Regions from separate parts of the Homo sapiens genome. Here region 2 is linked to region 1. The links are chromatin contacts, found by Hi-C or POLR2A ChIA-PET in ENCODE. All regions are on one chromosome and are shown on one strand. The core of a region is the stretch at or near the end of the contact, and the rest is flanking DNA. Distances in the headings are between cores, read along the strand shown.

The links. A loop is a pair of places that touch in the nucleus more often than their neighbours do. ChIA-PET counts read pairs that join two places held with the same protein, here RNA polymerase II (POLR2A). Pooled maps may share reads with other maps.
Region 2: a loop to region 1 is called in a pooled map, with 2.7 times the contacts of the local background. The contact joins two enhancer-like sites. A Hi-C loop is called at or near these places in 2 of 168 maps with a recorded cell type or tissue (Right ventricle myocardium inferior and cardiac septum) and 2 of 50 pooled maps. POLR2A ChIA-PET finds 5 or more read pairs at or near these places in 1 of 52 experiments (OCI-LY7).

The regions. Positions count from the first base shown.
Region 1 is chr10:78,202,223-78,205,680 of GRCh38, forward strand. No RefSeq gene overlaps it. Among named protein-coding and RNA genes, the nearest start is that of LINC00856, 45 kb to the right of the region's middle. RefSeq lists an enhancer at 1,040-1,539. Within about 2 kb of position 2,134, at least 3 of the 41 ENCODE cell types and tissues checked have a DNase peak (open chromatin) inside an H3K27ac peak, as active enhancers do.
Region 2 is chr10:78,586,304-78,589,976 of GRCh38, forward strand. No RefSeq gene overlaps it. Among named protein-coding and RNA genes, the nearest start is that of LINC00595, 320 kb to the left of the region's middle. Within about 2 kb of position 1,991, at least 5 of the 41 ENCODE cell types and tissues checked have a DNase peak (open chromatin) inside an H3K27ac peak, as active enhancers do.

The sequences.
Region 1 (3,458 bases), core at 884-3,383:
TAGGTGATGAAGAATAGATGACATATTTTTTAGCTGGATACAGAAATGCAACATGCGCATTTTGCCAGATAAGAAAACCGCAGTCCAGAGGAGTGAAGGGTCTTTCCTGAGGTTCCACATCAAGTTAGAGGCATAGAGGGTCACTGGCTGCTGGTGTCATCTTGTTCTGCCACATAGTACATGCTTCATCAGCCCCACCTGACATTATTTCACTGTAAGGTTGGGGAAACTGAGGTTCAGCAGGGAGGCTACTTGTTTCTTTTTGTGTAGTCTGTCTCCCCAGTCAGCGAAGGCTCTTGGAAGGCAGGACCTGTGACTGTTCTGTGGACTAACGCTTGCCCCAGGGCCCAGGACTGGCACGTAATAGGCGTGCAGTAAATGTCTGTGGAATGTGAGAATAAAACAAGGTCATGTGGGAAGTCAAGGGCAGGCAGAACAGAAACCCAGGTCTCTGTCTCTGGACCTGCAGGCTGGGCTGTATTCAGTGCACTGGGAAACCTGAACTCTTGGTGCTGAAAGGGAGCCTTGGGTATCTTGAGAGTAGGGCCTGGGTTTTGTGGTCCATATTGCCCTTGGTGAATGAATGAAGGAAGGAGAGAATGCACATATGTATGCATCAATGAGAGGATCTGGTCCAGCCCTTTCATGAAGCCCAGAGAGGGGAAGAGCTTGGATAAGGCTGCATAGCTGGTGGGCCCAGGGCCAGCTCAGAGCAGGGCCTCAGACAATGTCAGCTGAATGAATGATACAGCTTCCCTGCTTGACATGGGACAGGGACCCTTTCTCTCCCTACAGGGGCAGTTCTGCAGGGATGGGATCATCTTTTCAAGCCACTGCCTGGGTCTTTGCATCACTCATCATCACCCCAGGAATGACATTAACAGTGGGCCCAGCTGCTTGTGACTGGCCTGCTCCCCGCACCCTCCCCATCACCTCACACTGGCACATGGACCACAGTGGGCCTCTAGGGAGCCCTACCCCTTTTCCCAAGATGGGAGGCCGGAGCAGGGACTGAGTCCTGGTGTGGCCTCATGTTGCTGTGCCCTTGTCCTCGCCCCTTCCTTTCCTCTGCACCTCGGTTTCTGCTTCTCCAACCTATGTTCTTCGGTGCTGCCCTTGGTGTGGGGATGGGATAGTGCGGAAGAGAGAGCAGGACTGGGGCTTGATCGCCTGGACCCAAACCCTGCTCTACCCTGACCAGCTCTGCAGCTGGCCTGGGGCGAGGCACTCACCTCTCTGAGCTTGGAGCTTCTCCCTGAAAGATGGGTGAGAATCCATTCTCCACCCTAGTCTGTGATGAGGGCTGGGTAACGCTGTGCCGGTTACCCAGTACCTGTCCAGCACCTGCCCTGTGCATGTTCTGGAAGTATGGCCAGTACTTTCATTACCTCTTCAGCGTCATTGCCCCCATCCTGGCATCCTAGCACCTGGCCCTCATTTGGATAATGCTTTATCCAAAGATAAAGCATTCTGTGCGATGGAACATTCCATCTCCAAGCCTTTGCTGTCACTTGTGCCTGAAATGCCCTCTCGCTGTCGCTCTGAATCGGAGACCCCCTGTTTGCCCCCTGACCTGGCCTGTGTCTCAGAATCCCTCTGGATTCACGCTCTTTCCTCTGGGTGCCCTACAGCCCAGGCCCTTCCTCTGCAGGGTCCCATCTGCAGGCTGCCCCACCATCCGGGCCCTCCACTTCTCTCTGTTCCTGGCACAGCTGTGACTGTCTCTCCCTGCCTCAGTACCCCGGAGGGTGTAGAGTGTCTGGATCAGGCTCTTTACCTCCCCAGCCTCACAGCCAAGGCTAAGAGAGGAGAAATGCCTGGGTTCAATTCCCAGCTCTGCCACTCCCCAGCTCTGTGACCTGGGGCAAGTATCTTCCCCTCTCTGAGCCTCAGTGTCCTCCTCTGTGCAGTGGGGATGTTGTCAGCCTTTGCTTGGCCGGGTTGTAGTGGAGATCATGTGAATCCACATCTGAGATTGCTTAGGATGGGTGCCCAGCTTCCCCTAAGGCCTGTGTGAGTGTTTGCTGTCATTATTGTTATTATTGTTGCTGTGGTCACCAACTCTCCCAAGGCTACAGAGCAGATAAGGAAGTGGGGTATCCTGGGTAGAGCGGCTGGGCCCAATGCCAAAGTCCAGCCAGTCTGCCCACCCATCTCCCTCCCACCTCTGAGGCCTCAGAGCTGCCAGCTCTTGAGGAGGGAGCTATGTATGTGCTGGGATTTCTGGAGGGGGAAGGAGAGCCCAGTGGGAGGAGGTAGAGCCCTTCTCCCCACCAGGGGTGGTTCTGGGAGGGGCAGGTGAGTGGCAGGGGATGTTGGAACAACAGAGCTCCTGTTTACCGTGAGGGACCTTAATATTGTGACTGCTGCTTCTGCTCTGCCTCCCTGCTGTCTCACTTGGCAAATATGCTCCCTGGGGACCACGCAGGACTGGCTGCTCCCCCAGCTCCTTCTCTCCTGGGAACAGCCAGGGGAGGGGGAGCCGTGCCTCCACTTCCTCCAGAGGCCTTTCTCTCCCTTCTGCGTGGTAATGCCTGGCTGGGGAGGCACAACTTGAATCACAGTGGCGGGGAGACTTCTGGCCCCACGCCCTGCTTGCTGTGTGACCGTGGGTGCAGCACCTCATCTCTCTGAGCCTCAGTTTCCCTACTTGGGAAGTAAAGGGCTTAGTCTACAGCTCCAAAAAGTTATGAAAATTATTCTTTTTCTCTTCACCAGGAGAAGAAAAAGGAGACTTTCATTCAAAGTTGTGGTGGTTGTGGTGGTGGTGGTAGTGTGTGTGTGTGTGTGTGTGTGTGTGTGTGTGTGTGTACCTAAAATGCAACCCTTCCTCCTTCCCCTAGGAAAGGCTAGCTTCAGGTAGGCCTGCTTCCCCCACTCCACCTTCCTCCAGGAAGCCGTCCCTGACCATCCCTCTCTCCAGCTGGGTTAGAGTCCTCTGGGCACCCGTAACACTGGCTTTCCTCTCTTAAGGCACCTGTGTCTCACCTACTCTAGTACCAGGCCTGGTCTGAGGGGCCTCACCCCAACCACAGCATAGAGCCTGGCAGAGCAGCCTCACTGCCTATGGAACTACTCTAAGATGAGACAATGGGAGTGATTTCTGGACTTTCAGACCAGGGCAATTTCCTGGGTGTCAGGATGTGGGTGGGCGTGGGAGTGGGAGTGGAAGGCCCTGCTCTCAGGATCTGTGGAGCCTCTCCCTATAGAATCTTGAACGACAGAGCTGGGCAGGTGGTCCCTAGGACACACAGTGAGATGTTAACTCTCATTTCCCAGGCCTGATTCTGTATGTGGGCCTAGTTTGAGGCCTCTGTACCTCCAAGTGAGCCTTGCCCCAGAGAGCACGGCCCCAGAGAGCACGGCCAGGCCCAGCTACGGCAGCTGGCATGGCCCTGTCTGATCCTCCCTTTCATTCTGGGCCTCTCTGAACATCCGGCCCTGTGCCCTCCATCCTT
Region 2 (3,673 bases), core at 741-3,240, 380 kb after region 1:
TGCTCTTAAGAAAAAAACAAACCTTGATTTGAAGCATTTGCTGATTTCCATGGCATTGTACCCCAACTGTAGCTAATTTCTAGCTATCAATGTGAAAATGGAGTTATACAGTATTTCCACCGTACAGATACAAACATGAAGAAATGTGTTGATGTCTTTGTGTCTCATCTAGAGAACCTGCAGTACTTTATGTGTGATGGGATTGCAATAAATTCTTTTCACAGACCACAGTTCTCACTGGGCATCACTATGTGTCTTAGAAATAGTATGAGTTTGGAATCACCTTGGGAAAACAGTATATTGGACCTGGAAGAAGCCTACAATATTTACTTAATGCTGTGTGACAAATTTCTTCAAATATGTATTATCTCACAGTTTCTGTGACTCAGGAATCCAGGCCTGGCTTAGTGGGGTCCTCTGGCTCAGGGTCTCCCACAGCCTGCACTTGATGTGGAGCCTGGGGCTGTAGTCTCATCTGAAGACTCAACCAAAGAGGATCGTCTCCTTAGTGCACTCAAGTGTTTGTTGGAGGGGCCATTTCCACGTGGGCTATTGGACTGAAGGGCTCAGTCTCTAACTGGCTGTTGCCTGGAGGTTTTTCTTAGTTTCTCACTGCATGGATCTCTCCACAGGAAGGCCTACAACATGGAAGCTGGCTTCCTTCAGAGCAAACAAATGATAGAGCAAGAGAATATACACAAGATAAAATGCAGAGAATTTTTATAGCCTAGTTTTGGATGTGACATCTCTTTACATCTACTGTATTCCATTCATCTGAAGTAAGCCACTAGGTTCAGCCCACCCTCAAGAAGAAGCAGTATACAAGGGTACAAATGGTAGGAGGCCAGGATCATTGGGAACTATTTTTAAAGCTACCTAAAATAGAACCTAAGTGACAACAATAATAACTACAAATACTTACTGAGCACTTATTATGCTCCAGAAACTGTTGTAACTGCTTTCCGTATGAAGTCTTATTTCATTATTACAATTCAGGAGATTGGTTCTGTAAACCCCATTTTACAGTGAAGAAAACTGAGACTTTGACAGTTTGTGTAACTACCTGCAAACTATTCATCTAGGAACTTGAGAGAGCTGTGAGGCTGGCAGCTGGCCTCCTCTGGAGCCCACACTCTCATGACCTGGGCTACCTCTTCTGAGAGGTCACTTAGTGACTTTGGTATTCTTCCCTTTTTGCACATTACAAGTCAGAGCCAGAAAGCTTAAGTAACTGTCTTAGGTCACACAGCAAGCTACGAGCAGAGGCAGAACTCAGATCTTAATGTCTCCTGAGTGCCTTGGTTTTTGAAGAAAGGCTAAAGAAGTAGGCAATAAATCCAGAAAGTAGTATTAAACTTTCTCTCTCCTTGGCCTTTCAGCTCTCTAGAAGTGTACAGGAGACTGACACTTGGCCCAACTCTGAGTGTTATCTGAAAGTCAAGCTTCCCTCCACCCCAAGTTCTGACATGAAGATGATGGCCCTCAGTGGTACCTATGATTAATCCATGTCATTTTTCTGAAATACTTAAGCTTGGTTTCACAGGGGGAAAAAAAAACCCAGGCCCGTCTCAGACATCAGAGTAATGGGCTGGTTTTAAGTTCTCCTGGGGGCTTAATAAAAGGTGGTAGTTTGGGTAACGTTTCTGTGATAGGCCCTTCTGTTAATACTTATCTAGCTAATGCATCTTCCAAATGGCCTGGTGCAGCTTTCAGGACATTAAGGAGATTTCATAATGTTGTTCTACGTATGGTATTTTTGCACTGGATTTTTTTCTTCCTTTCCAGTTGTATAAATTATTTTATGAAAAAGGTGGCAATGCTAAGGGAATAGGGGTGGGAGGAAATGTTAAGATTTTACAGGACCCAGCCTGAAGCATTTTTGGAGCCCAGAGGGAGCCAGGCTCCACATTCTTGAACACAGGAGGAACAGGAGGAATGGAAGCTTAGTGGAGCGGCGGGGCCTGTGGCTGACAAACACCAGCTGCACTGAGTACATATCACATCATGGCCTGGCAGACGTCTTCTCCTTCAAAATGACACAGGCTATTAGCAGACTCACCGCAAAAGGATATGCCAGGAGTGGATGCATGGAATTCCTGCTGATATACTGGAATCCCAAGACTAAAGCAGGCTTCCCTGCCCTTATCAGACCAGCCAAGATAACTGGAGCAAGGGTGGAATCTGCACACAAGAAAGAAATTCCACCTTACAAATACCAGGCCCCAGATCCAGGCCCCGTGTTTGATGAATTTATTGATTCCACATAGCTGAAGGCCTGTTCTGTGCCAAGTATACTGCTTGGAGTTGTAGACACAGGATGATAAAATATAGTCCGTGCTGTAAGGGTACTCCTGGACCAATGGGAAATGCAAATGACATCTAAACCAACCACAAACATGCAGTGTGATGAGTGCATAGATAGATTGAAGCCAGGAGTGGGACGGAGGCATGGAGGACAGGCACAGAGTCAATTCATGGGGTGGAGACGACTTTTGAAGGATCACGCTTGAGCTGCGTCTCTCAGGAGAGGGAGGAGAGGCCAGACAAAGAAAGATAGTCACACGATGTCACAGAGCATAGTTCTTTTTGGACCTTCTCTGAGAGATGCTTTGGATCTTCTCTGAGAGATATATTGTGGACCAGAATTGTAGGACCACAGGGTCCTTTATTTCACTAACTATTTCTGTATGATTCTCATGAACAACTGCAACAAAATTCCTACAGCTGTGTGCAAGGGTACCTATTTTCTTCATATTCTCACCCAGAGTTAATGTTTTCCAGTTTTCTAATGTTTGCCAATCAGATGGGGTATAAAGTGGTTCCACATCCCAATTTGCATGTCTGTGCTTTCTTGATAGTTTGCCTTAGCCACTTGGATTTCTCCTATGAATTGCTTATTTATATTCTTTGCATGTTTCTCTATTTCTTTTTCTTCTTGTTGATTTTCAGGAATTACTTGAGCAACCTACTTATTAATCATTTGCTGGTTTTAGGCCTTGTCAAAGTCTTCTCCAAATTGTCATGCACCTGTTAAGGTTTTGAATGGTGCACTTTGATGAACATAATTCTGCCTTTAAATTCTGATGTAAATCCACTTGTTTTTCCCCTATGGCTTGTGTTTTTGGAGTCTTATTTTAAAAAAATTCAGGACTCCAAAGTTAAAAAAAACCCTACATATTTTTTCTATTAGTTTTAGTCTTAATTTTGACAACTAGATCTTTAAACCACTTGGCATTTATTTTTATAGAAGGAATGAGATAAGGACTCAACTTTATTTTTCTCTGCATAGGAAGTTACTAAGCTACTATTCCTAACATACTTTACTAGCTAATTTATTCTTTCTCCAATGATTTGTGATGCTAGCTCTACCATATACCTGTTGGGAGCCAATTCTTCATGTGTATCTTGCATTTCTGCATACCTTATAAGCAGAGACTGTGACAGACTGTTTGCAACTATCTTTTCAAGGATGTTTGTATAGCAAACACCCTTGGAAATAGAGATACTGTCTCCATGCAGAACAAAGGGCAGGTTTGTTTACTACCAAGTATAATAAAATAACTTCTCCCTCTGGGGCAAAGTTCAGGCAAGCTTACCGCCCATTACAAAAGGTTTGGGTTTAAGCTTAGTGTTTCTCTCCTGACAATTAACCCACTATGTGTGGAGGCATCAC